2 separate regions of the Mus musculus genome follow, and region 1 is linked to region 2. A link is a loop called in an ENCODE intact Hi-C map of the cell type or tissue named here. Cell type or tissue: heart. All regions are shown on one strand. Links, peaks and the distances in the headings refer to the core of each region. The heading gives the core; the rest is flanking DNA.

Evidence for each region. Peaks named below come from ENCODE experiments on the same cell type or tissue, not always from the same donor. Only the 100,000 strongest peaks of a DNase experiment are listed, where the experiment ranks them.
Region 1: a loop joins it to region 2, with 6 times the contacts of the local background. A loop is called at or near these places in 2 of 42 quality-filtered maps.

What each region holds. Positions count from the first base shown.
Region 1 is chr5:110,444,325-110,458,909 of GRCm38, forward strand. It overlaps Fbrsl1 (fibrosin-like 1), which reads right to left and starts at 4,179. Exons shown (of 19, transcript NM_001142642.1): 1 at 3,556-4,179. The coding sequence starts at 3,843. In heart, for the core only: no CTCF peak of the experiment used is centred there; DNase peaks (open chromatin) are centred at 3,597, 4,327 and 5,177; H3K4me3 peaks cover 3,138 bases; H3K27ac peaks cover 1,848 bases; H3K27me3 peaks cover 825 bases.
Region 2 is chr5:109,551,490-109,566,593 of GRCm38, forward strand. It overlaps Crlf2 (cytokine receptor-like factor 2), which reads right to left and starts at 7,504. Exons shown (of 8, transcript NM_016715.4): 1 at 7,316-7,504; 2 at 6,029-6,125; 3 at 5,512-5,678; 4 at 4,931-5,073; 5 at 4,530-4,692; 6 at 4,018-4,138; 7 at 3,784-3,868; 8 at 3,220-3,581. The coding sequence starts at 7,394. The coding sequence ends at 3,357. Gm8493 (a long non-coding RNA gene) reads right to left here and starts at 2,497. Exons shown (of 6, transcript XR_880564.2): 1 at 2,070-2,497; 2 at 1,575-1,690; 3 at 1,136-1,204; 4 at 1-885. It also overlaps the pseudogene Vmn2r-ps22. In heart, for the core only: no CTCF peak of the experiment used is centred there; DNase peaks (open chromatin) are centred at 4,482, 5,702, 6,072, 7,282 and 2 weaker places; H3K4me3 peaks cover 3,449 bases; H3K27ac peaks cover 2,768 bases.

The DNA of each region.
Region 1 (14,585 bases), core at 1-8,000, 890 kb after region 2:
CCACTATAAGGAATCCTCTAAGTGCCAGTGCCATAGTTGTTACTTGCTATGACTCCACTGTGAGTAAGTGGCACCTCCCTTCAAGTGTAGGGGTACATCTGTCCCTGGCTACTTCCCTAGACAGAGGCTCTAAAAAATAGCAGACACCATGGAATGTGGCACTGGGGCTGAAGCAATAGGACACCCAATTTTCTTTTGTCCTGTTTTGATTTTTTGTTTTCCAAGACAGGGTTTCTCTGTGTAGCCCTGGCTGTTCTGGAACCAGCTATGTAGACCAGGCTGGCCTTGAACACACATACACACACAGAGATCCGCCTGTCTCTGCCTCCAGAGTGCTGGGAGTACACCATTCACCACCACACCACCACCACCCAGCAACACCACAGGGAGCCTGACCTTCTGTTCACACTCAATCAACTTGCATAAACAAATCAACAAAATCACATGACATGAAAGCACAGGTGGTTTCCCCTGGAAGACCGTACCCCCCAAAAAAAAAATGTGCTCTTAAGCAGGGCAGTGGTGGTGAACTTGGGAGTCAGAGGCAGGTGGATTTCTGCCTTCAAGGCCAGCCTGGTCTACAGAGTGAGTTCCAGGACAGTCAGGGCTACACAGAGAAACCCTGTCTCAAAAAAAAAACAAAACAAAACAGCCGGGCGGTGGTGGTGGTGGCCCACGCCTTTAATCCCAGCACTTGGGAGGCAGAGGCAGGCAGATTTCTGAGTTCAAGGCCAGCCTGGTCTACAAAGTGAGTTCCAGGACAGCTAGCAGGGCTATACAGAGAAACCCTGTCTCAAAAGACCAACAAACAAAGAAAAAAAAAAAAGTGCTTGATGCTGGCCACCTTAAAGCTACATGGGCCTGAGCCCTGCTCCCCATATCTTAGCCTTAAGGGATAGAAAGTGCTTGTCTGCCTGGGGCTGAATGCAGGGCTCTGAGCCTGCCTCCTAGAAAGAAATACAGGTACCAGCACAACTTGTTCAGTGACCTAAGGCACATGTACTGAGTGGAGAGGATGCTTCTGTCCCTAAACCAGTTCCTCACCCTTTCACTGCTGGGTGACAGGAGCAGTCTCCTCTCACCTTTTTACACCAAGAGAATTGTCACAAGGACAAAAAATCTACATTTCCTAAATGCTGGAGGGAGGAACCATGGTTCTATGGATCTAAATCTGTGGTTAAGTGCCACACTGCACCCTCTCTGCAACAATCACCACCATGACATTTGGGAAAATAGCTATCCCCACAGACACAAAAGAGCCAAAGGTTGCATCCCCTACAAGGACAAAGGGAAATGAACAGAGATATCTGAGGCTGCCCTGGCACAGGGAGCTGCACAGACATTCTCAAATAAGATAATGGGACACTCTTCCATACAACTCAGAAGTCATTCACATATACTGAACTGCCTTTGGGGGGATTATGCAGACTTTGCTGACACTCAAATAGTGTCATGGCATGTGGGGATCCTAAAGTCACTGCTGAGAAGAGCTCTCCCTCTGGGCTGGAGTCCTGCTGACCCTGAGAATGTGGCAGACCATCTCCCCCGACAAGTGAGGCTGCACACACAGCAAAGGAATCAGAAGCAGGACAGTCCAGACTGTAAACTCCAGTCTGCTTGTATCTATCTCTCATCTACAGGTGGGAGTGTTCAAACCTGCTCGTAAGGTCATCTGAAAGGATAAATAAATTCACATCTGTAAAGAGACTGGCAGAGTGAACTCGTCATCACTGATACGATGAGATTATAAACTACTTGATCTCAGGGAGAAAATCCACTACAGTTTACCAGTAAATGATACCCAGCAAAACTCTTCTAGACATGATCTAGATCTGTCCAGAAACCAAGTACTTTCCAAGGCCAAACTCAGGTGAGGCTGCTCATGAAGATACCAAATTTTTATATAGGTGTAAGGAGGGGCAGGGTAATCTCTCAGAACCTGGATAAGCTGGTGAGACTGTACAAGTCAACCCTCTAGATGTGGCCTAGAAGAGGTGGGGAAAGGCCAGAGAATACAACTGGATACAACACAAGCTGACCATTTAGATACAAATGGGCTGGTCTAACAACAGTGTGATGTGACCTTAAGGCAGTAGCTCTGGACTTCCTGAAAGGCCTTTCCTCTCTTCACAAGTATTCACTCCTTAATATGTTGAGTCTTGATTGTTTCCTTCTGGGTACTGGGAACCCGCAGGCTCAATCCTCGCATTGACAAGTGTGAGGGGCAGAAGCCCAGGAATACCAGTCAAGTCTCCACAGTGTGGAAGAAGGTGAGACCAAAAACTGTGTCACAGGACCAAGCAGTACACAGGTACACAGAACACCTAAGGTGAGGCTGTAAAGCCTGAGACCCAAAAGAGGCCAAAAAAAGAAATGTGGAGAAGGCTAAACAGATGTGGAGGCTCTTTTGAGTTCTTTTTGGGCCTAGCAGACACAGGTGTGGCAAGGTAGGAAATGAGATTGCAGATCTGGAACTTCTGGTACCATGGCTGCAAAGTAGGGGCTTTAGCATACTGTCTGGCTGTGTCATTATCATCACTAAGGCAGAAACCCCGAAGCCTTCGTGTCTTCTTAGCACATCAGCACCAGACACAATACAACACACCCCACAAAATCATCTTAGTTTAGGATCTTTGGCTTGGGCCTATAACTCATCTCATATTCCCCAGAAGACACAAGGGCTGAACACAAAGTGGGACTCGGCCCTGCATGCGAATCAAACAAACCCATCTCAGGGCTACTCATAGTGGCCATCACCAACTGACCCTCAGCTCTACAGACCCGGCAGACCCCAGGGTTAGAATATGAACTTGGGGAAAACTCCATTTAGATATCCAATGACCAATTCCCCTTTCTCAAGCTTGGCCTGAAACTGGGAAATCGCAGGTATCAGTCAGGGCAAGAGTGAATAGGGTCGCAGTAATCCCTGCGACCACAGCCCAGCAGATGAGATGTGGTCCCCAAAGTTTTCACCCAGACAGAGATCTCTGCATTGCTAGGGGTTTGAAGGTTCTGCTAGTGCCCTGAAGGCCTGACCAGCATTTTCAACCACTTGAGTTCCAGAGACACAGTGACTACTCACTCACTCACTGACCATTTCTCTCACTTCCTTCTCTTCTACTAACCTGAGTTCAGGTCGGAAGGACACTTTGCTCAGCAAATACTGTGCACGACAACTCAGTCAAACACGTAGTATTCTTAGCAAATCTATTACCTATACCCATGCAATGATCACCAAGAAGGGTTTGCCAGTTGACTCCCGGTTCCCTCCAAAGAACCCTTAAGAGATCATAGGACAGGAAGAATCCCAAGTGTCCATTTTATCGTCGCTGCCTCCCCGAGGCCCAACAATGTCCAAATCCCCAGCTGGTCCCGGACGCAGCGATAACTTGGCAACAAGTAACGATCGCTGCAAAGCCCGCTTAGGTGGCGTGGTTTAAGTCCTCCCACACACCCCTCACTCCAGGTCCTCTTCCTGGCAAGGTTGCAGCGCGGGGCCAGGAGGCATACGTATGCGTTTCCTTGGTCCCGGGTCTGGCCTTCCAGCCCACCTACCTCCAGGGCCTCCAGGGTGCTGAAGCTGGCTATAGCGAAGCCGTCAATAACCTCCTCCTCCTGCGAGCTGGACTCGCGGCGACGGCGCCGCGGGGGGCGCGCAGCGCGCAGAGGCGTAGGGCGCTGAGGCGGCGCGCCGTGGAGTCCCGCGTTCTCCTTGCCAGGACTGGGCTCTGGCTCCTCACCCGACGACGGGCTCTGGGCGCGGGCGTCCCGGGCGGCTTCCCGACGCCGGCCGCGATCTCGCTGCGCGCGCGAACGCCGGCTTGGCCGGACCTTGGCCTCCATGGCGGCGCCGCGGCGGTGACCTTGGCGCCCCGCACCGCCTGCTACGCCGTGCCGCCGGGCTGCGAGGGCGCCGCGCGGGCTCGGGGCCGGGGCGGGCTCGGGACCGGGGCGGGCATGCCGGGCGCGGGCTCTCAGCACCGGACGCCGCGCGGGCTAGGACCCCGGGTCCCGCGCATCGGAGTGCGGCGGTCTCTCGGCGACCCTAGACCAGGTCCCCAGGGACACGGCCCATGGCGACCGGCGGGCAGCGGCAGAAGGCGGCGGGTGGCGGAGCTTCTGAGCACCGGGACCGTGAGGCAGACACAGTAGTGGCAGCGACCAGAGCGGATAACAACTGACGCACTTCCGCCGGGCCGGAGTGCCAGAGGAAGCGGGCGCAGCTGGGGGAGGCTGACCCGTCGACTCCGCCCCACCCTGGCCCCGCCCTGACCCCGCCCTTCCGGACTAAATGGCTCTGCGCTGAGCGGGCCCTCGCCCTTTCACGTTAAGCCCCGCCCCCGAAAGGGGGGAAGCTTTCCCTTTGCTCCGCCCCTGCAACAGGCCACACCCGTTTGCGCACAGCTCTTTAGAATTCCGACCCCCCGACCCTGTCAGATCACGCCCCATTCTTCCCGGCTCCACCTCTCTTGTCTACGCTTTCTCAGTTCCTTAAGCCCCGCCCTTGCCTTCCGGTCCTGCTCACCTGTGCAGGTCGCTGAGCCTAGTCATGGTCAGATCCCTCCTACTTCATGCCTCGCCTTGTTGACCACGCCTACTAGGCAATTAGTGCTCGCCTACAAGTACTGCCCAGCCACCTACAGCGAGTTTGTGGCGATCAGCGCCTCCCCTTCCGCCCTTCCCGTAGGAGGTGATGGGTCTATGCACCTACAGTAGCTTGGGGCAAACTGAGTGGAAGCACGTGAGAGAGAGTAGGTAGGTTGGTGCTGGGGGCTCACTGTGCTGAAGTCCTAGAGGCAGCGCGTACGTCATCGTCCACCTGCAAGCCCTCAAGCCCAGTTTCACTCTGGTCCCCATGCAAAATTAGGTAGCGCCCTGAAAACCAAACCCTCCAGTCTCAAGTAGTCTTTCCTTAGAGACCTGCCTACACTAGTCCAAGGACTTGGGGACCGCCGATAGGAAGTACAAAACTAGACAAAACCGTGAGTTTCCTCAGCAACTTCCCCAGTTGGGATGCCCTGGAGCTGGGCACGAAGTCTCAGCAATTCCTCCAGTGAGAACATTTGACATGAAGAGAAGGGAGGTGTCACAGCTTGGGCATTGGGCACTGAGTGAAAAGTGACATTGAGCCATGCCTACATCTGGGCAGCAGAGGCCCTGAAAGGAAGCAGACACGACTGAAGAATGCCCCTGGACAGGACCTCAAGTGCACATTTTCTGGCTCCTGAGATGGCCACAGGCTCTCTGCCAAGACGTCCCTTGGGGCATCTGGGAACGTGGCCTATCATCCACAAGTGTGCTCTTTCACTTAACAACACGGGGACCAACACACCTGCCAGCCTACCTGCCAGCCTTCCCTCTTCTTCCCATTCCAGATTTTATTACAAAACTACTCAGAGCTAGCATCTAACTAGCTAAAGAACCCTGTTGGAAAGACGCAGAACCAAGGCAGCTCCTCATTCCTGCTAACTGTTCTCTTTTAGACACCTCCTCCTGAGACCACCCCACTCCCAGCTTGTGGGGAGTTTCACTCTAGGTCAACCCTTTTCCACTCCAAGAACAACGACTGAGACCCGATTTTTGAAGTTTTCAACAGAAATAAAAGGTATCCTTGCTTACCAGTTATCTTAGTCAGGGTTTCTATTCCTGAACAAACATCATGACCAAGAAGCAAGTTGGGGAGGAAAGGGTTTATTCAGCTTACACTTAAATCACCAAAGGAAGTCAGGACTGGAACTCAAGCGGGTCAGAAAGCAGGAGCTGATGCAGAAGCCATGGAGGGATGTTCTTTACTGGCTTGCTCAGGCTTGCTCAGCCTGCTCTCTTATAGAACTCAAGACTACCAGTCCAGGGATGGTCCCACCCACAAGGGGCCTTTCCCTCTTGATCACTAATTGAGAAAGTGCCTTACAGTTGGATCTCATGGAGGCATTTCCCCAACTGAAGCTCCTTTCTCTGTGATAACCCCAGCTGTGTCAAGTTGACACAAAACTAGCCAGTATACCAGCTCTCCCTTGTTCTCAAATGCATTGCCTCAGTGAAAGGCAGGGGCTCCAGAGACCAGGTTAGGTCCAGGACCTTTCTTTCTGGGTTTCTTCCCAATTTCCTTACCTCTCCTGGGATTAAAAACTCTGTTAATTCATTTCCAACTTAGAGACTAGTCATGGCCTCCCTGGAGGAATGGGACTCTAGCTCAGTTGTTCCCTAGAGGAGGCTATGGAAAGACATCTGTACTGATTCTCTCCCACAGGACACAGGGAGGGAGGGAGGGAGGCCTAAGAGGGGCTGGAACACGCTTCATTTGCCTAAGCTGTAAACTGGGCTCATTTGCTTCCATGTAGAGGGCCATTTTTGATGACCCAAGTGTTCACTCAGGTTGGCAAGGACTTGCTAAAGTTTCTGATGCAATTTATACTTGTTTCTTTTTTTTTTTTTTTTTTGGTTTTCCAAGACAGGGTGTCTCTGTATAGCTCTGGCTGTCCTGGAACACACTCCGTAGACCAGGCTGGCCTTGAACTCAGAAATCTGCCTGCCTCTGCCTCCCAAGTGCTGGGATTAAAGGCATGCGCCACCATTGCCTGATTTATACTAGTTTCTTAGTGGAAATGATAATCCTATCTACCTGTAGGTGGAAACCCCACCAACATAGGGACTCTCCAAAACAAACAAACAAAAAACAAAAACAAAAACCAAACAGCTGCTTCCCACACACTGGTCTACATCCCAGGCCTTTGCCTGGTTCCCTGCAGCTCTGATCCTCACCTGTTCCTCCTTTGGTTGAGGTTATCAGGGCCCCCCTCCCCTCCATTATAAGGGAATACAGGTCACTTCTGTGAGCTCTTAGTTTTATAAAGATATGTACAGAAATGCTCGGGAGAAGCCGGGCATGGTGGCACACGGCTTTAATCCCAGCACTCGGGAGGCAAAGGCAGGCGGATTTCTGAGTTCGAGGCCAGCCTGGTCTACAAAGTGAGTTCCAGGACAGCCAGGGCTACACAGAGAAACCCTGTTTCAAAAAACCAAAAAAAAAAAAAGAAAGAAAGAAATGCTCAGGAGAAAGCTTGAGGACATTTTATTAGAGTGTGAGAAGGATGGGCTAGCTAGACATCCCGACAGCAGCTGGGAGAAGGAACCTGGGTAAGAGGAAAGTCAAGAAAGTCAAGCTTTCAATTGAGTAAGAAGGCAGGCTCAGCAGTGGGGGTGGACAAGCAGCTGCACTTCAGTTGGAGTCAGAATAACAGAGTGTCGGGGTAAGTAGGCTTAGAATTCTGACCCACTAAAGAAGGGGGGGGGGGGTAAAGAAAACAGTCTTTTTGAGGTAAGAATACAGAAAAGAGAACAAGCTTAGCAGCAATGATCTGTAAACAATTGGATCCCGGGAGAGACTTCTGGTGTCTATAAACTGATGTCTCCAGTTCAGGTCTTGTCAGGTTCATTTGAATTAACTCTCTACTACTGTCTCGTTGAACATGGGTTAGAGGAGTTATGTGGTTGCTATCTTCAGCAATGAAGCCTTGCTGTCAGTTTGTAGAGAGCAACCTATTGGCTTGGCAAGGAGCTGGGTTGTTTGGGAATTCCCCCCACCCCCATTTTGTTTGTTTGTTTTGCTTTTGACTTTGGTTTTTTTCGAGACAGACAGGGTTTCTCTGTATAGCCCTGGCTGTCCTGGAACTCACTCTGTAGACCAGGCTGGCCTCGAACTCAGAAATCTGTCTCCCAAGTGCTGGGATTAAAGGCGTGTGCCACCACCGCCCAGCCCCCTTTGGCCAGCATCTCTATTAGATACAACCAAGTCCTGGTACTGGATGGTAGCTAGTCTTTGCTACTTTCTGGGGTCTTCTTTTTCCTCCCCTTTGTCCCCCTCTCCATTTCACCTCCTATCACTGGATAGGAGAGAAAGAAGGATAGAGGGAGGAGAGAGAGAGAAGAGAATCCCTAATTCTAATTTCTTACCTTTTGTTTCTCCTAACAAACCACACTCAACATCCCTCAATGGCCAACAACCACCAACCCCGCTTCTCAGGGCTCTAACATTTACATACCCTCCAAAAAGTTCCCAGAATTACAAATGTCACACTGTCACAGAAATTATCTGCAGCTGGCAAAACCATGCTTCTGCTAGGGCAAGAGGCAAATCATATCATAGTCAGCTGTTATTCCAAAGCAGCCTTATATCCCCACACCTGGGATTAAAACGAAAACATATTCTTGTAATATTTCTGTGGGCTTTTTTTTTTTTTTTTTTAAGAAATCAAAATTGCAGAAATCTCACTACAGCTGAAAGCTTCGTTTGGTGACAAGAGACAGCCATTTGGGATTCTGCCTCTCCCATTATTTGGAGATTTCATTTAGATCTCCTTCATATTTGTATATGTTTTAGGAAGCCCCTACTTTATTAAGGTTCCATGCTACCCCCCAAATGACCCTTACATTTAGCTGTGTCTCCCCATATTCCCTCCCTTGCCCCTTTCTCCCTTCTTCTTCCCCACCTGATTCTCCCATTCCACCATCGCCCCCATCTATACATGGCTCCCTGTTCTATTTCCCTTTCCTAAGGAGACCTGTATGTACTCCTAGTCCCAAACTCTGTGCCTAACCTCTGTGGTTCTATGGACTGTAGCTTGTTATCATTGACTCAATGGCTAATACTCTAGGTCCAGAAAGACAAATAGGGTATGTATTTTCCATTTTTTTTTCCCCAAACTTATTAGGGAAATGGTCGTTGAGGCCCAAAGCTGATCCAGCAAGAAAGGGTTCGTCTTCAAAGGGCTTCCAAGTCAGATGATGCCTAGCTAAGGAGCTACTCCACACCCCCTCAAGCCCTTGTCCTCACCTCTCCCAGTTCCAGTCCTGACTCATTCTTTGTCAGCAATACCATAAAGACATAGCACTACCTTCAGCAACTTGGGTTTCCCCATTAGGGACTTCCACTAAGGTAAAGCTAGACCAGGCTGGCCTCGAACTCAGAAATCCGCCTGCCTCTGCCTCCCAAGTGCTGGGATTAAAGGCGTGCGCCACCACACCCGGCTGTAAAGCCAGATTCTTAACCTTCCTGCAGAAAGTAATTTTGAGACCATCTAATATGAGACAGAGTTGGAGTTTATTAAAAGTAAGTTTGACAGGGCCAAGGAGATGACTCAGCAACTATAAGAGCACTTGTTCTTTCAGAGGACCCAGGTTCTTTTCCTATCACCAGTGTAATAGCTGACAAATGTCTGTAACTTCAGTTCCATGGGAACTAGCACCTTCTGACCCTCAAGGGTACCATGCACACATGTGGCGCACATACATAATACAAGCAAAACACTCATGGGCATAAAATAAGATACTTTTTTGTTGTTGTTGTTTGGTTTTTCAAGACAGGGTTTCTCTGTATAGCCCTGGCTGTCCTGGAACTCACTTTGTAGACCAGGCTGGCCTCAAACTCAGAAATATGCCTGCCTTTGCCTCTGCTTCCAGAGTGCTGGGATTAAAGGCATGCACCACCACGTCCGGCTTAATAATTCTTTTAAGAAAAAAGAAAGTTTAAGGGGTCGGAATGTGGCTCAGTTGGTAGAATGCTTACTTAGCTAGGTTATATCAGGCTACAGCTTCCATCCCTACAACTACATAAACCTGGCTTCATAGCACATAACTCTAAGCCCAGCATTGAATTGAAGGCAGGAATATTATAAATCCAAGCTTATTGAGGCCACCTTGGGCTACATTAACCTTCCACCTCCGTTTTATGATAAAAATTTACATTGATTTTTTTTTTAATTTTTAAAATTTGTGTGTATGTGAGTTTTGCCTACCTGTGCCTGGTGCCTGGGGAGGTTGGGGCCCCTAGAATTGGAGTTACAGATAGATGGTTTTGAGTTACCTTGTAGGTGCTGGAAACGGATCTTGGGTCCTCTGCAAAAGCAGTAAGTCCTTTTAACTGCCATCTCTCCAACTCCAAGTTCTATGTAGATTTAAACATGGTAATTAATAGAAAGTTTGCTGCTCACGGAAAGACTAAGGCATACCCAATGTTGGCTTCTCAAAGGAGAGATTCGAATGGTGTTTGAAATTACCTCCCAAAGGATTGCCTAAGGGCTGGATATGGTGGTGCCCACCTTGAATCTCAGCACTCTAGAGATAAAGGGCAGATCTTTAAGTTCAAAGCCAGCCTGTTCTACATAGATCTAAATGAGATCACAGGCCATTTCCTGATGTCAAGGAGTTGGTAATCACAGCTGCTAAGGAAAAACCTACATCGAAGCATCAGAGGACGTCAGATGTTTTTACTGTAAACAATGGTTTAGTGTTGTTTGTGAGATTCCCATAAAATATCTGAAAAAGACGATGACTCTTTAAGGTCATGTATACTCAGGCCTTAAACCTGATTATGTCACCAACCTTCCCAGAGTTCATAATTGTGTTAAAATTCATCTATCTACCTATGTCTTTCTCTCTCTTTCTTTCTTTGTACTAGAATTCTTTTTGGTTTTTTCTTCTTTTCTTCTTCTTCTTCTTTTTTTTTTTTTATTTTTTTATTTTTTTATTTTTGAGACAGGGTTTCTCTGTGTAGCCCTGGCTGTCCTGGAACTCACTTTGTAGACCAGGCTGTCCTTGAACTCAGAAATCTGCCTGCTTCTGCCTCCCAAATGCTAGGATTAAAGGCATGCGCCACCACTGCTGGGCAGGTTTTGTTTTTCTAGACAGAGTTTCTCTTTGTAGAAACTAGCTGTCCTGGAACCAGCTCTGTAAATCAGGCTGGCCTCAAACGTTGCGATATGCCTGCCTCTCCCTCCCAACTGCTAGGATTAAAGGCATGCACCACCACCACCTGGCTGAACTAGAATTCTTGATTCACAACTGCCAAGAGGCTTCAGACTCTGGAGTTAAGGGCCTTGTTTTTCTTTCCAAGTCCCGATAACCCAGACCTCTCCTTGTCTTTCTACTTGCTTCACCCACAATAGCTCACAATACCTATTCTCTGTCACTGCAGGACTGCACCTGGCCACTGCTGCAGCCCAGGCCTGTACCTGGCCACTGCTGCCTATAGCAGAGTGTCCTCCCCCTGGCTCTCTGAGAGGCAGTGTGGGTATTAGTTGCCTCCAGCTGATCCATCAGCTGAGTTCATCAGTCTTCTGTGGAGTTTGCCTTTGAGCCCCACCCCTTTTGTGCTGGACTCTGTGCAAAGCCAATCAATAGTGTCTGTATGTGTATGTCTCTCTGCCTGTATGTGACCATGTGTCTGTGTGAGTATATTTGTGTATGTCTGTATGTGTGCCTGTGTGTATATCTGTGTATGTCTGTGTTTGTGTGTGTGCCTGTGTGGGTCTGTGCCTGTGTGTGTCTGTGTCTGTGTGCTTGTGTGTGTCTGTGTGAGTATATTTGTTTATGTCTGTATGTGTGCCTGTGTGTGTCTGTGTGTATATCTGTGTATGTCTGTGTGTTTGTGTGTGTGGCTGTGTGGGTCTGTGCCTGTGTGTGTCTGTGTCTGTGTGCTTGTGTGTGTCTGTGTGAGTATATTTGTGTATGTCTGTATGTGTGCCTGTGTGTTTGTCTGTGTATATATCTGTGTATGTCTCTGTGTATATCTGTGTGTGCCTGTGTGTGTCTGTGTCTGTGTGCCTGTGTGTGTCTGTGTGAGAATATTTGTGTATGTCTGTATGTGTGCCTGTGTGTTTGTCTGTGTGTGTGCCTGTGTGTGTCTGTGTGCTTGTATGTGTCTGTGTGTGTGTGTGTGTATCTATCTATCTATCTATCTATCTATCTATCTATCTATCTATCTATCCATGTCTATGTAAGTGTCTGTGTATGTCCGTGTCTGTGTGCCTGTGTGTGTGAATATCTCTGTGTGTGTGTGTGTATGTGTGTTTTTAGACTACAGAGTGGAGGGAAGGTAGAAGGCTTACCTTGTTTGACCCTGTGCTTCCCACCTTACATGGGGCAGCACTCTCGGTGATGGTGGCAGTGGTGCAAAGAAGTACAGCACTGGGCATGGTCACAGTGTGTCAGTTCTGGAGGTCCAAACTGGTAGCCATTTGTCCTATCTTTGGAACCAACCTCCTGGAGAACTATGTTTATAGTCATCTTTGGTGGCCCCTCTTGCTGGCTGCTGTTCGAGGATCTTCTCTTCCACCTGCTTCTTCTGGGCCCAGGCATGTCCCTCCAAGTTCAGGCCTGTGGCTCCTTGACATGAAGCCCTCCCTCTTCATCTAGCCCACAAAAATATCACTGTTGCTCGGAGGCTGACTACTGGCCTGTCTAAACAGGAAAGACATTCCTGGTGGCCATCAGGGTCAGGAACCTGAATAATTTGTACTCAGCAAAGCTGAAGGAGGAGTAGAACAAGCAGTTTTACAGCCCAGAGAGACCTACGTGGCTCTATCTGATGACAGTCACATTGTGGACCCGATTTCTATATGACTTCTGGGTCAGGAGCATGTAGGCTGCCTTTTGTCATAGGAAGAGAGGTAAGGGCAGTGACTTGGGTATCTTGAGCTACTAGCTGTTGCCTATGGATACCAATACAGGTAACTGCATGTAGGAGCAGCCCATCACCTATCCATCTTAGTGCTCAAGTGGTTCCTGCCTCTGTCCTCTCATAGGCTAACAGGTATCACTTCCTAGACCATCCACATGGTCATTCTCCCACAGCACTGCCTGCCCTCCTCACTAGACCCAAGCTCATGAAGAGCAGAACCAGGCCTTCATTAACATGTCTATTACACTTCTTGGTTCTGTGAAAGAGCCCAGTTCTGGATGCTGGGGTGGACGATGTCAGACTGCATGAAAGTGACAAGCAAAAGAAGACTATCTGCAGGTAGTCTCATCTCAAGCCTGAGTATGGCCTATGGACAGTCTAGGGAAAATGGTCTGAATTATGACACAAATGACCGAAAACCAAGTGATTGGCTATTATCACTGTGAGAGTTGGACATCTGCCTGGGTTTCAAACAGGGCTGAATTCAGTCGCTGGAAAGCTTTGGAGTTTCTTTCTCTTCTAGGTTTTCTTACCTCAAGTTTTCTGTTGGTTATGTTATTGTTATTTTGTTTTTGTTTGCTTGTGTGTGGTTTTTAAAGATTATTTATTTATATGGGTGTTTTGTCTGCATATATATCTGTATACCAGAAAAAGACATTGGAATACATGGGACTGCCTCTGCAAGATGTGTACGTTCAAGTGCACATACACATATGCACACACAAGCACACATATACACATAACTAAAAAATAATAAAATAAATCTTTAAAAAAAAAAGAGCAGCCAGGAGGTGGTAGTGCACGCGTTTAATCCCACCCAGCACTTGGGAGGCAGAGGCAGGGCGAATCTTTGTAAGTTTCAGGACAGCTTGGTCTATAAAGTAAGTTCTAGGACAGCTAAGGCTACAAGGCAAATCTTGTCTCAGAAAAAAAAAAAAAGTTTGTAGTTCTTAGAGGTCCCACCTACTAGCTAGAAAGAACTAAGTAAAGCTAAAGGGGTGTGTGTGTGTATGTGTATGTGTGTGTGAGTGTGTGAATGTGTGTGTGAGCATGTGTGTGCATGTGTGTGTGTAAGTGTGCATGTGCGTGTGCGTGTGTGTGTGTGTATGTGTGTGTGTGTGTAAGAGACCATTGAAGCTTCTAAGACCAACCTTGGGCCTTCAAGACTAAAGACAAACTTCAGAAGCTGTGCTAAATGGCTTGGTGGCCACTTATGGACACTTCAGAGCCTCATCAAGGGAAGGGAGGGCCAGAAAATAGTAATGAGACAATGGCTAGAATGAATCTGAGGATTCGGGAGCTGGGAGCTTTAGGGAATCAATGTGATGAGCACTGTTTCACTATTCCCAGGGAGGCAGCCTTCTAAGAGGGTCAGACATTACAATATGGCATAAAATTAAAGTGGCCAGGAGCCGGAAGAATACACATTCTTCACCAAAAAAACAAAAGAACAAACAGACAAACAAAAACACAATTTAAAACTTTGCATGTTAGGAAGAGTAAGAAAATTGGGAGCTAGGGATGTAGATCAGTCAGTAGAGTGCTTGACTGGCATGCACAAAGCCCTAGACTTGATCCCTAGCACCATATACAGTTGGGCCTAGTGGACCAGGTATGGTGACACATTTTGTTTGTCTTGTTTTATTGAGAAAGGGTTTTTTTATGTAGACCTGGCTGTCCTGGAAGCTGCTGCATAGACTGAGATAGCCTCAATTCACAGAGATGTTTATGCCTTTACCTCCCATGCTGGGATTAAAGATGGGCATCACTATGCCCAGCACATGACTTTTAATTGAGGCACTTGTTGGCAGTCTGATCTCTGGGAGTTCAAGCAGAAATGACAGGGGTGGAGGTGTTGGAGACAGAAAATAACTGTGTAGTATTGGAGATGAGAAACTAGTTCTCATTAAAGGCTAAGAGTGCGTAGGCTCTAGGCCCAAGAGTTTTATCATTAGCTAGTAAATTTAGGAACTGAAGGACCTGATTTCCAAACTTATTCAGGAGCTGAAATTCTAGCAGACAATGCTTGTTGCTGATGCTAGAATCATAATCGCTGCTGCTGCTGGAAGCAGAAGATTACAATAGTTACCAGCAGCTGGCAGGTAATAACCACTATTGACATTCTCAA
Region 2 (15,104 bases), core at 2,341-10,340:
AAAGCGTGATCCGACCTAGGGGTCAGGGGTCACAAGGGTCACGCACAGGGCGCCCCTGCTGGGGTCACCCGTGACGACACCTGGTGTAAGGGGTCAAACTGGGGTCACACACGGGGTCGCCCGTGTTGTCACCTGGGGTCAGGGGTCACCCACAAAGCAACCTGAGCTTACAATGGGGAGGTAGTGTCAGAGGTCACCCTGGAATTTACAGGCTAACCCTAGGGGTCAGGAGTCCCCCACAGGGTCAGAGGTTGCCCGTGGCCGGGATCCTAGCCGTCTGCTCACTGGGCTCGGGGCGAAGAGGTCGAGCACCTGGTGCGTGAGGTGGCAGAAAAGGAGGAGCTCCATGCCTTGGGGGGCCATGTGCCAGGCCTGCTCCTCATAGAACTCGAGCTCGACCACCACGCAGCGGAACCAGTACTCAGTGCTGCGGGGGTGGGTGGGGTTGGGGGGTCAGAGGTCACGGGGGCGGGTCAATGGGCGGGGTCACAGTCAAGGAGTGGAGGCAAGGGGTAAGGGTCAGAGATCATGGTGTCTGTGGGCAGGATCAGGGGTCAGAGGTCAGCAGGGTCACGGTGGCGGGGTCATGAGATCAGGGTCAGAGTTCATGAGGTGGGGGTCATAGCATCGGTGGTTGGGGTCAGTCAGCCAGGATCAAGCGGGGGGGGGGGGGGGGGGGGCGGAGACAGAGCATCCTATAGGCGTGGCCATGTCAGGGTGAAGCCAGAGTTGGTGGGCGTGACCACAGAGAAGCGAGGTAAGGAGCAAGCAGGAGGCATGGCTGACTGGGGCACCGCCCCTCACGTGATCTTGTCCTCCTCTGAGAGCAGGCACCACATGAGTTCAGCATAGCCCAGCTTCCTGGCACTGCACAGGGGCTGCGCCCTGTGGGGTCAGGGGGCGGATTGTCACAAGGAAGTGGCCAGGTTGGACAGGGTGTAGGGGTGGTGATGACGTCACAGGGAGTGGGGGTCAGGGGTGGGAGGGGCCTGCAGATGACGTCATAAGGAAATGGACGGGGTCATACAGGAAGTGATGACATCAGACAGGAAGTGGGGGCAGTGATGACACCACAGGAATTGGAGTCAGTGGTGGGAGGGGACAGAAGTCACGTCCTCCCCAGACCCCCGCTCACCTCCCAGGCTGCTCACTGGGTGACAGCACCGGAGAGAGAAGACGCAGTCTATCATCCAGGAAGAGATGGCTGCAAGGGCAGGGCGGGGTCAGGGTGATGGAGACCACGCCCATTGAGGCGGAGGCCACGCCCACTCCACACGTCAGGCCACAACCACCTCCCCCTTGGTGTGCCTGCCAATCACGAGGTCCAATCACCAGTTTGTGGCCAAGGTCGACCTCCCAGGCCCCGCCCCTGGCCCCCGCCCACATGAAGCCCCACCCACATGCCAATCATGAAGTGGTGGTCGCTGTCCCTGCCTCCTCAACCCGCCCTCTGACCCTGCCTCCTGTCTCGAGACCCCAATCTCGAACCCCCGCCCTTTACCCTGAGTCCCACCCCTGACCCTGCCCCCACCATTCACCCCAGTCCCCAGTCCCCGTAGCGCTCGAGGTCTCACCAGTCTATGGCGAGGTCGCCGTCCAGGTCGAGCTCCCAGAACTTGCAGTAGATGACATAGAAATGCTCACAGGAGAAGAACAAGAACGAATGTTATGCGGTTGATGTCTGGCTGGCCTGCAGGGGACAAGGACCAGGTTCAGGACACGCCCACCGACCCAGGGGTGTCCAGTGGAGCACTTCTGGTGTGGGGCACGCCCACATCTGCGCTAAGTCACGCCTACCTAATTGTGGTCACTTCCTGTTGCAGCTACTCCCTTGTAGGACACACCCACTTCCTGTCCTTGACACACCCATACCCCAAGATACGCCCATACCCTAAGACTGCCTACTGCCTGGCTAATGGACAAGGACTCATGAACGACCACTTCCTATGTTGGACACGCCCACAACCAGGCCCTGCCCATCCCTGGGAGGTCCTGTCCAAAGACAGAAAACCTCTCCCACAAGAAGTCCAGAAGAACAAGCTTGCCCACATCCCGGGCCCCGCCCACACCTGCAGGAAGCAGCTGTGCCTCAGCTCCTCCCGCAAGATCATCCCAGACCATGACTGGTTCACTGTGTAGAAGATCCTCTGAGTCACATGGGGGAGGAGCCGGGGTCACAGGGTCGGAGGTGGAGCCATGGCTATGAGTGTGGCCTGGCACTAGGGGCGGGGCTGTGGGGAATTGGGCAGGGCTAGGGCGGGGCCAAGGCAGGAATCAGGTAAAGTCTTTATGGGCGGGGCCAAGGGCTATGGGCGGAGTCTGGGCAGGGTCAGAGGGATTCATAGTGAACCTAACAGCTATGAGTAGAGTCAGGGGCATGGTCAGGGCAGTCAAGAGATTCACAGAGCACCTGAGGTTTGGCCTGGGACTGTGTGGGTGTGGCTGAACGCCAGGTGTTTGTGGCCTTGGATTATGGGCGGAAATCTCAGGGCTGTGAGCGGGGGGGGGGGGGGGGGGGGGATCTCGGGGTCTGGGCATGTCCCGTGGTTGGGGGCGTATCGGGGCGTGTCCACTCACAGTGGTGATGTAACGCTAGTGGAACTCCTTTGCTGCTTTCAGGAAGGCCAGGCCCCGGTGCGAGTTCACCATGTCCTGCTGGGTTGGGAGGGGTCCGTGGTCGGGGGGAGGGGGTCAGTGTTCAGGGGGTGGGGTCACGGGCAGGGTGGGCGGACACAGGGGCAGGGACAGGAAGTGATGTCAGGGAAAGGTCCGTCACTGTCAGACAAGGACACCACCAGACTATGGGGTGTGGCCCGGGCATCAGGGCAGGGCCTGGGTGAGTTGGGCGGGGCCTGCAGAGAGCACAGGAAGCAGAGAACACAGAGGAAAAGACAGGAAGTGACATCACTTACAGTCACAGGGGAGTTGCCAGCATGTGTGGGTGGGGCCTAGATCCCAGGGCGGGGCCTGGGCGAGGTGGTACTCACCACCCGCAGTTCTGTCCTCCCTTGGTTCTTACCCTTTCTCTCCCTCAGGGCCACCAGGACAGCATATTCATGAAACTCGTTTACATACCTGCGAATTCTTGAGGTACATTTGCTCATTGCCCCGCCCAGATGGATGGGGAGATGATGTCACCCTGATGTTACCCCCACTAGACGCTGGGATGCTCCTCAAGCCCCGCCCTTTCTGGTCAGGAATTAATGATGGCTGGCCGCATTAGCATAGCATTTGCATTTTATTTGAATATTTGTGACCACATTTGCATACAGACAGGCACAGGATTTGTGAGTTTGAATTATTTAAAGACAGGAAGTGACCTCAGCCTGAAGTATAGACTGGCAGTGACTTCAAGGTCACAGGGTCATGTAGCCGCTGTCGCCCACCATGAACGTGGCCCCGCCCACTGACACCATGGCCCCGCCTCCCGGCCCCCTTGGCTCGAAGCTGGGTGGCCTTGGCACGGTGCAGAGGGAGGTGCCGTCCTCGGGCTCCACCCTCTTAGCCTTGGTGTGGATGAGGTCATCTTCCTCCTCGGTCCTGGCTGGCGGGGCTGTGGCCTGGGCGTCCGCAATCCAGGCCTGCAGCGAAAGGGGTTGTGTGTGTGGAGGGGGGGGGTGGAGGGAAGGGGGTGGGGGGAGGGGGAGGGGAGCGGTGCCTGGAGTCAGGCAGTGGCCCGTGACGCCTGTCACTCCCATCATCCCCCTGCCTCATGCCCTCACTCTCCGGGGACAGGAAGTGACCCCCCACAGCGATCCTGACCCCCCCCCCCCCCCCGCGCACCTGGAAGTTCCCGTGATGCTTCTCAAAGAGTCCAGGGAAGGAGCCGCTGGGGTCAGGGACGCAGGGCAGCAGCGCATCTTTCACCCTGGGGTTCAGGGTCAGGGGTCAGGGTTCACCTGACACCCCCATGCCATGCCCCCGACCCGAACATGACGTCATCACAGTGGTGACGTCATCGCCGTAGACATCGCAATTACCCCACCATGACCCCATGACTCCTCGGAGACCCCTCACCTGCGAAGCCTCAGGGCGGCCAGGAGCAGGGACAGTGTCAGCAGCGCTGCTAGGCCGCAGCCCAGGGGCAGGAGGGGCGGGGCCAGGGCCGGGGATGGGGCGGGGCTTGCGGTACAGGAGGCTAGGGGGGGAAGGTGGGCGGCGCAGGGGTCACCTGTGAGTCGAGTGGCGTGGTGACATCACCAGGGGCACCGCCCACTGCCCGGCAGTCATCCGGGTCACCAATGATGTCATCGCCACCACGCCCACCCACCTGTCAAGCATCCAGGAGCCGATGAGTTCATCTTACCCAGACCCCAACCACCACCCGCCTGTCAGTCACCCAAGTGCACAGGATAATGTCACTGATGATGTAACCCTCGATCACTTCCAAGCCCCGCCCATTCGCTTATCAATCATCCCTGGTATCAATGACGTCATCGCAGGTCACGCCCACCCGTCTTTCAGTCACCCAGGCCCTGCCAACCACCCACCCGCAGTGAAGCCTTGACAACCCCAGGCCAAGCCCTCACCCGCGGATGCTGCCCCGGAAAGCCTTGTCACCGCTGTCCACTCGCTAGGCTGCGCCTCCAGGCCATAGTGCGCGGCCCGGGGCGACGCCCGAACCCGGAAGTCATAGCAGCGTACGGGGTCGAGCCCGCCCACTGTCAAGTCACAGCAGGGCCCTGAGGTCGTCTGCGGAGAGGGGGGGGTTGTAGGGGGTCGGAGGTCACTGGAGGGTTCAGAGGTCACAGTTTGGGGCCAGAGGCGAGAGAGGTCGGGCTGAGGCGGGAAGGATTCAAATGTCATGGGTGGGGTCAAAGGCCATGCATCTATTGTTAGGGTTGGAAAACGCAGTGTGCGGGGGCAGGAGGTCGCAGGTGGGGTCAGAGGTCACGGAGGGGCCGGCCCTGCCCCCCATGAATTCACTCGCCTGCCAGGCGTCCTCATCGTCATTGCTCTCCCGGTGCTGCACCTCGTAGTCCAGGCCCAGGTAGGAGTGGGCAGGCCAGGAGACAGTCACGTCCCCGTCTGGTGTCCAGAGCAGCGTCACATTCCAAGGTGGGCGGGGCTTCACTGCGGTGGGGAAGGTGGGGGTGGGAGGAGCTGCTGTGACCTCATTTGGCTTAATCCACACCCACCGAGAGTCTGGGTGTTGTGGCGGTGACATCACTTTCTGTCCCACCCCCGCCTGTTTCATGAAGGCCATGCCCATCGGGATGAGGGAAGGGGCGCACTTCAGAGAGCAGGACACGCCTACTTCCCATTCCTAAGAACCACTTTCTGTCTATGCTCCGCCCACCGGAGTCCAAAGGCGCAGCTGTGACATCATCAGAGCACTGCCTAACCCCTGGAGCCCAATTCCGGTATCAAAGACCAACTTCCCGTCTAAGCGCCGCCCAGTTCCTGTTTGCCCCACTCAGTGGGAGTTGAAGAGACATCATCAGGCAACTTCCTGCGTACTTCCGCCCAAGGCCCCGCCCCCTCCCTCCATGTCACGCCCACACCACTCACGCCAGGCGGACGCGCGCTGCCTAGCCTTAAACACCATGGCCCCGCCTCCGTCGCGCAGTGCCAGCTCCAGCAGCCCCGCCCTCGCCGCGGGGAGGATGCACCCGGAAGTGACACCAGCGCCGGACAGGAAATATCGCGGGCAGGGTTGCAGGGCGCCAGTGCCATAACTGCAGAGTCGGGGATTAAGGGGGAAGGATCAGCTGGATGGGAAGTGATGGACCAGAAGTCCCGCCCACGAGCATCTGAATTTCAACACCTCAAACAGAAAGTGATGGGCAGAAAGGAAGTACCGCTCCTTCCTGTCATTCATCAGAGTCTGAAAGGAAGTACCGTCCCTAATCATTTGTCAATCATTAATTAGACAGGAAGTCCCGCCCACTCTTTCAGGCGTTTAAAAGAATGAACAGCAAGTGAGTGAAGAGGAATGAGAGGAAATCCCGCCCCCTCCCATATATCATTCAATGATTCCGACAGGAAGTCACAGACCAGAAGTTCTGCCCCGCCCCCCTTCACTCACCGGAACTCCAGGCTCAAGTTGGCGCCGTGGTGGTCGGGGCCCGAGCCCCACGTGACCTCCACCGTCTCCAGGTCATGGCAGACGACTGTGACATCACCTGCGGGGGCAGGGCGGGGATCAGGGGAGCAGCCCGTGACGTCAGCGCGTTCCAGAAGAGCCATCGCAGCCATTTCCCTGACTCAGACCCTTGGCTAGGGCGCTGGGAGCAGGCCGGGCCTCATTTGCATATGCACTAGGCAGGGGAAGACAGAGGAAGACATTCTGGCTCGTACGCAAATATAGGGAATGAATATGTAAACGAGAGGCCCAAGAACTGTAGCGGTGGGCGACACCTCATTTGCATATTCACAAACAGAGAAAAGGAAAAGGATTGGGGGCTCATGAATATGGAAAGCGCTTCTCGAATATGCAAATGAGCAGCTAGCAAGTCGGAGCCTCATTTGAATATACATGATCGCAAAGAAAGCGGTAGGGAAGCGGGGCTCACCACTATGCAAAGCGACCAATGGATACACAAATGAGCAGGCAGTGAACCAGAGTGGAGATGGACTGGGGAAGCATTCTTTGCATATTCATGAGGGGAAAAGGATGGAAGACTTTGTGGCTGGTGCATATGAGAATAGCAGTATATGATGAGGAGCGGGCAGATTCAATTTCGGAGATCTGAGGTCTCATCTGCATATTCATGATCAGGGACGTTGGAGCAAGACGTTGAGGCTTGTGCATATGTAAATCGTGGGGAAAATATGCAAATGCATAGTGATCCATATGGACAGGGCATCAATTCTATATTCATGAGGGGATGGAAGACAGAAATACATCGCTCATGAATATGTGTATCTCCCGATGGATATGCAAATGAGAAGCGATGAGTGAGAACTCGGTAGGGGCGAAGCGTTATTTGCATATAAGCGGGAAAGCTGTATATGAATATGCAAAGAAGGAGCGGCCCAGAGGCCTTATTTGCATATTCAGGAGGAGGAGCGAGATTGTGGCGGCAGCACTATGCTAATGAGGTCAAGGCGGGGTTTAGGTCTCATTTGCATATTACTGAGGAGAAAGCGCCGAGCGTAGGGGGGGAGGGCGGGGCTCATGCATACGCAAAGATCAAAATGAATATGCAAACGAAGCGCTATCCGATCGCCCTTAGGAGGGCCAGAGGCCTTATTTGCATATTCATGATGGGACGAAAAGCAATGATGGGACGAAAAGCAACTTGGTAGCTCTTGCTCGGGCCCCGCCCACCGCGGCGATTGACAGGCAGCCCCGCCCCCGCTCACTCCTCACCCCGTGACGTCACCGCCGCCGCCGCCGCTGCCGCCGCAAGGAGCCGAGGCAGGAGGATGACCGCGAGTGCCCATGCCATGTCGCCGGCGGGGCCGCGGACGCTGCAGTGATTGACAGCTGGTTCGGTCCGAGCCGGTCCGAGTCGAGGGCGCCCAGGCCGCTTAGAGCCGAAAACGGGAAGCCGGGGGCGGGGGTTGGGGCGACGGGGCGGGGCCACGGCAATAAACGGATGCGGCGACTCACCGACATGGGCGTGGCCCGGCTTCCTCTTCCCATCAATCACCCGGATAGGGGGAAGCGGGGGGGGGGCGGGGGGGGGGGGGTGGACTCCGCGTGCGCCCCGACCACGCCCCTCGCGGCCTGTCCCCGCCCCCAAACCTCCAAGGCCCCGCCCCCGCCCATCTAATCTGCCCGGCTCTTGTGGTGCTTTTTAAGGCTTACTTGTAAATAATAAAAATTGTGTGTCTTTTATCCAAAAACAGAAGGGAGGTGTTGCTCCCATATGTCTGTTCCTCTCTACTTCTTTGTTCTGTCATTTGGTTGCACATTGACCTCACCAAGATGGAGGTGGCTGGCCATCGTGTGACTTTCTGTTCCAGGTCACTTCTGCTTCTCCCTTTCCCAGTCTCTAGGTGGCCCAGCACAAAAGTAAATCGCTTTGTTGAAACTTAAATGGTATGTAAATATTAGATAATAGTGAACATATCTTTTTCTTTGTCTTAACAAAAGTCGTACTTAATCATACAAAGATTTTAAGTAATATACAAATTTGAACTTACAAACAGGGCAGCACTGTGCATTGTTACACCAATTACTAAAGTTTGGTGGAAAATGGTTTCATTCATAAGGACACAAACCTGAAGATGTTGAGAACCGGGGATCTCAATTGAGAAATGGCTACCATCATATTGACCTGTGGTTTTGTGAGTAAGCCATGTACTTAATTAATGATTAATATAAGGTTACCCTACTTTCTGTGAACAGTGACACCTCTAGGTGCGTTGTTCTTGTGATTTTGAGGCCAGCCTGGTCTACAAAGTGAGTTCCAGGACAGCCAGGGCTACACAGAGAAACCCTGTCTCAAAAAACCAAAAAAAAAAAAAAAAAAAGAAAGAAAAGAAAGAAAGAAAGAAAAAAGAAAGGGCACTGCAGCCCTTCCAGTCGGCACCAGCTCCGGGTCACCTTGTGCACAAACTCTGCAGACGGTCCCATGGTCCCCAGAGGACTCTCCACACAATCTTAGGATCACTGGTGAGTGGAACAAAACATCTGTTCCTGCTGCAGACAAACCTCAATTGGGTCATCGATCTGCAGGGAACGAGGTTCCAGTACTTACAGGCAAGCAAGGAGTTGGCATGGATAACAAATAAATATGGACACAAGGGAGTGTGTATCTGGATTATTTTCTCAAAGCAAGCACCAGTCTTTTTGTTTGGTTGGTTTTTGTTTTTTGATTTTTTTTCGAGACAGGGTTTCTTTGTATAGCCCTGGCTGTCCTGGAACTCACTTTGTAGACCAAGCTGGCCTCAAACTCAGAAATCCACCTGCCTCTGCCTCCCCAGTGCTGGGATTAGAGGCGTGTGCCACCACGCTCAGCACCAGTCTTATAATACAGAAGAAAAACAAGAAAGCTGATGGATACATTCATCAAGGTACACTGTTTCTTAACACAAAACAAAGAAAATGCATACATAAAAAGATGGCGGGAGCCAGGCAGTGTTTACAACTGAGAATAGGAACAACCCTAATTAAGATCAGCTAAACACAGGAGCCAGGTGAATGCTCTGATGCAATGCTAGTCTATTGTTAAACCCACCACCAGGGCTCCTTTAGTAAATACCTGATTATCCTATTCCTCTGGGCCTAGTGAACAACTTGCACCAGGGGAATTCCATTTTACTAACCCTTTCATGAATAATACCGCAACCCACCTATTTCCTAGGCCATTGTGTATTCCTGTTTATGGATGTGACTTGGCTATTGTTTTAAGTAATTACTATGCAGACTAGCCTTGAGCTTTTCTAGCTCTGTTCTAGTAAATAGTAATGCCTGATTATTTTCACTGTCTCTACTAGAGGTAAATTTGAATGTTACTGAATAGGAAACATTCTTACTGAATTGCAAGCTCAGGGTAGGCTTCAAGGACTTTCTAGGACATTGGAACACTGGTAGAGGCTTATCTATATGTCAAAATCAATCCTTAAAGGCACTTAAAACAATACAGAAAGAAAGCACAGGGATCCATACACCAGACTAACTCGGGGACAGGTTTTGAGTGTATGTGCTATGGGAATGCCAAGGTTCCAGGAGGCTAAGTTTCCGTAAAACTCTTTGCCTCATGACTGCTTCCAGGCTTTTAGGCCTGTCATGCAGACTTCACTGGAGTGGATGTAGCATGTTCCAAAACAATCTTGATGGGCCTGTGACAGCAGGAGCAAGGACACAGGAGCCCTGACTGACCAGCGGTCGGGTTCCTTCTGATAGGTGCTGGTATACCTTGGTTTCAAACACACCAGACAGCCCTATGGTCCCCAGAGGAGACACCACTTCCAGGCACTGTAACGCGACCAGGATCTTAGGATTCCAGGATCCCAGGATAACAGGAGCTTGGTCACACCAGGATCTCAGGCTCTCAGAGGAAGCTTGACTGCCAAGAACTCTGACACACCCAGAATCTCAGGTCTACAGGAGCCCAAAATCATAGAGAAAGCTGGACTCTGAGGAGTCCTGAATCAACCGGGATTATAGGAAGGACAGGCTCCAATCAGATATACTGAGGGCAGCAAGCACTTGAGATAATCAGATGGCAGAAGGCAAGCATAAGAACAGAAGAACAAAAACCAACATTACTTGGCATCATCAGAACCAAACTCTCCCACCATAGCAAGTCCTGGATACACCATCACACCAGAAAAGCAAGATATGGATCTAAAGTCACTTCCCATGATGATGGTGGAGGACTTTAAGAAGGAAATAAATAACTCCCTTAAAGAAATACAGGAAAACTCAGGTAAACAGCTAGAAGCCCTTAAACAGGAAACACAAAAATCCCTTAAAGAGTTACAGGAAAACACTACCAAGCAGGTGATGGAATTGAACAAAACCATCCAGGATCTAAAAATGGGAGTAGTACTACTTTTAATATTCTATCTTTGTTTTGTGCATTTGGTGTTTTGATTATTATGTGTTGGGAGGAATTTCTTTTCTGCTTCAGTCTATTTGGAGTTCTGTAGGCTTCTTGAATGTTCATGGTTATGTCTTTCTTTAGGGAAGTTTTCTTCTATAATTTTGTTGGAGATATTTACTGGTCCTTTAAGTTGATAATCTTCATTCTCATCTATACCTATTATCCTTAGGTTTGGTCTTCTCATTATGTCCTGAATTTCCTGGGTGTTTTGAGTTAGGATATTTTTGCACTTTGCATTTTTTTTTATTTTTGTGTCCATGTTTTCTATGGAATGTTCTGCAGCTAAGATTCTCTCTTCTATCACTTGTATTCTGTTATTAATACTTGCATCTATGGCTCATGACTTCTTTCCTAGGATTTGTTGTTGTTGTTGTTGTTGTTTCAAGACAGGGTTTCTCTGTATAGCCTAGGCTGTCCTGGAACTCACTTTCTAGACCAGGCTGGCCTTGAACCCAGAAATCCACCTGCCTCTGCCTCCTGAGCGCTGGAATTAAAAGGCATGTGCCAACACGCCCGGCTTTCCTAGGATTTCTTTCTACAGTGTTGTCTCCCTTTGTGATTTCTTTATTGTTTCTATTTCCATTTTTAGATCCTGGATGGTTTTGTTTAATTCCATCACCTGTTTGGTTGTGTTTTCCTGTAATTCTTTAAGGGCTTTTTTTTTGTTTCCTCTTTAAGGACTTCTACCTGTTTAGCTGTGTTCTCCTGTATTTCTTTAAGGGAGTTATTAATGTCCTTTATAAAATAGTCTACCAGCATCATGAGATATGATTTTAAATCCGAAGCTTGCTTTTCCGGTGTGTCGGGGTATCCAGGACTTGCTATGGTGGGAGTACTGGGTTCTGATGATGCCAAGTAGTCTTGGTTTCTGTTGGTAAGATTCTTACATTTGTTTTTTGCCGTCTGTTAATCTCTGGTTTTAAGATGTTCCAGCTGTCTCTGGCTGGAGCTTGTTCCTCCTGTAAGTCTGTTAGCCTGTGTCAGCACTCCTGGGTGACAAGCTCTCTCCTGGCAAAACCAGTGCAAGAGGGCTACAGGACAGCCCCACCTCGTGGCTACATTTGTAGCCTGTAGAACTCTATTCTAGAAGTTCTGTTGCCTGTGCTCTCCTGAGCAGACCAGCCTTAGATACCAGAAAGAAATGGCAATCTTCCCTGAGTCCTGGGGTCAGAGCACTTCCTGGAGGCAAGCTCTCCTCTGGCAGGGAAGGTACACAGAGGACTGAGGATCAGCTCCACCTCCTGGCTGAGGATGAAAGCCTGTAGGACCATGTCTCAGAAGCACTGTTGTTTCTGTGGCCCGTGCTCTCCTGCACTGACCCGCCTCAGAGAGGTACCAGAGAGAAAACCAGCATGATTTTCTATACTGCCCGGGGCTGACAGTCTAAGCATAACACTGCTCACATTGGAATCCTGCTACATTGATCACTAATCAAGGAAACATTCTAAAGTCAGATTTTCATTCCCTCCTCTCAAGTGACTCTAATTTGTATAAAGGGGATAAAAAACTAACCAGCACAATATTTTGCGTATGCAGATCAAATGAATCTATGTGGGGTATGTGATATACAATTCACAAAGAAGATATTAAAAGGTAAAAAAAAATAATTAAATTAAATTAAATGGTAAAAGGAACTTTGATGGAAAAAACATCTGGGGAAGAAAGAGGTGGATAGATCTTAACAAATAGGTGAAGGATTTGAAAATACTTGCACCCCATGTAAATGCTCATCAAAAGTAGACCTTTGCTGAGGATGTGCTCAGTAATCAAGTACAATTCACCAAAAGGATATTCAGCACCGTGTTGCACCAGACCAACACACTTACTTCAGAGCCAGGGATGTGTGACAGTGGGCAGAAAATGGAGATTACATGTTTTATAACTCTAGTGGAGTTGATCCTGGTGCTACCAAGCCTTTGATTAAAGATATTTATGTTTTCTTTCAACAAATTTTTAATCAAGTGATGTAACATCAATATAGTGTACATCAATGATAATCATATGTTAAGTTCATCAAAACAAAAGAATGTTCCTTGACAGAAATTGTCATGTATTCTAAATGTTAATGTGTTTGCAGTTGTTGAGGTCTCCTTCTTAATACTTAGACACTCTAAGACTTGATCATGTGAAGATCTTATGGACGCTAAGAAATCTCTTTGAGTTCCTAAGATTATCAGTCCTCTTGTGTCTTAATGATACTGTTCTGTTGAAGTCACCCAATACCTCTAACACTTATACTTTTTGACATGCTTTTCCACAAAGATTTCTGAACCCTGAGTGCTGCTTTTGTTTTATATAAACTGGTAAAAAGAAGATAGTCCTGAAGACAAACCTTACTCATGTCATCAATATGGAAAATTTGTGCTGGTCCCCAACTAGAAGCTTTACCTCTAATGTCTAGAATTCAAGTTGCTAGAAGGTACCCTACATGGTGCCAGAAGAAAAGGTAAAGGGAATAAAGAGTAATGTATCCTCTTACAAAATTGTCCCTCATCCAAGCCAAAAGGAGATGTGAAGAGGTGGTAGGAAAGATCTGGAGAGTCAAAGGATGAGGAAGTTGGCTGGGAATAGAAATATTCTAGAAAGGGAATAGGTAGACCACAAAGTCTTATCATTATGACTCCAAAAATGCAATCAGAGGAAGGATCACTATACCTTGCATGCCTTGTGTGCCAGTATGGAAAGAAGAAAGGTTGCAAAGCTTCTAGCCTACACAGTTATTTACAGGAAACTGTAAATATGGGAAGGGGTCAGGCTGACATTGCAAGAGAAGGGAACAAAGATTAGCCATGTAGTACCAAATAATGAGACATCAGAACATAAAAGTATGCAATTTTACATAGTCTCTACAGTTTATATTTCAAAATGTATATACAAATACATATATGCATTCAGTAACAATTACTGATATAAGAGACCATGTGATGAGAAGGACGGTGCCATGCATTATATGTGCATTATAGGAGTACAGGGTTACAAATGATGTGTTGGAATCAGGAAATATAAAGAAAACAATTAAAACACACTCTCAAAAATAAGCTACCATATAACAGTCAACAATAAATCAACAAACAATACTCTGAGAAAAAAATCACACTGTCTTTCACGAACTGATATTCAGAAATAGTAAAGTGTATGTGTTTGTATCTGTGTTGTTATGTGTGTGATATTAAACTGAATTATCTTTAGTTACTAATATTTTAACAAAATCTATAATGAGATCCTTCATCTAGAGTAATATATGATCACAAATTTCACTGACCTAATTGGGATAAAGGTATTTGTATTGCATTATTTCCACTACTGATTTTTCTCACAGAATGAAACACTTACATTTCATAATGAAATGGTGTGTTTTAATATAAGGTTCAAGAGCCTTATACAGCAGTCATAAACTGAACCCCATAAATCCTTTTCATATACTATACTCTTCTTATTATATTATCTGATATTCTGAATATCTTCATAGAACATTGTACATTTTTTCCAATATGCCAGGCCTCTGTGATGGCCATCAACAATATGCAATGCTGTAACTCTGCTCCATAATCTAATAACATTCCATCTTGTTTCTCTTTTTTAAATCAATAACTTTGATGAATCAGTAATCTATGATATTCCAAATCCCAACCAATGTAATTTACCAATTTGCTGATGTCTTAGTTTCTGTTGCTGTAAGAAAACACCACAGTCAAAAGGGATATATGATAAAGTGTTATTTCCCTATGCACCTTGGTCACAGTTAATTGAAAGAAGCCAAGACAAAAACATGGATGCAGTAACTCAATGAAAGTCCATGGAATAATGCTTATTACTGGCTTCATGTCCATCCTTTCTACAGTCTTCTTTTTTATAACTCCTAGAACAACTGGCTTAGAGGTGACATTGTCCACAGTCAGTAGGGTCATCTTATATTAATCATTACATGTACAGGTACATGTACAAGCCATGTACAGGTACATGGCTTACACACAAACTACAGGTCAAAATGATGGTAGCCATTACTCAATTGAGATTTCTGGTTCTCAACATCTTCAGGTTTGTGTATTTATGAATGAAACCATTTCCACCAAATTTTAGGAATTGGCATAACAATGGACAGTGCTGTCCTGTTTGTAACTTCAAATCTGTATATTACTTAAATTTTTATATGATTAAGTACTACTTTTGTTAAGACAAAAAGAAATATGTTGAATATCTCCTAATATTTTCATACTATGAAAGTTTCAATAAAGCAATTTATCTTTGTAGTTCTGTATAAAATTTGAATCTGGCCTAACTAAAATAACATAACACTTTGGGACAAAGATGCACCCTAGCAAGCCTGCACTAGAAACCAAGATGGAGAAAACTTCCACAACCACCATGACCGTTCCCCTGGTGCTGTGGTAGACAGGGAGGAAGGTGATCCAGACACTGCAGAACACCAGCATGCTGAAGGTTAGGAATGTGGCTTCATTGAATCTGTCAGGAAGGTTCCTAGCCAGGAAAGCCACAGTGAAGCTCCCCGGAGCCAAGGACCCCAAATACCCCAGGACAGCATGGAAGGCAATGATAGAGCCTTTGTTGCAAGTAATGATGATCTTCCCATATTCAGACTTT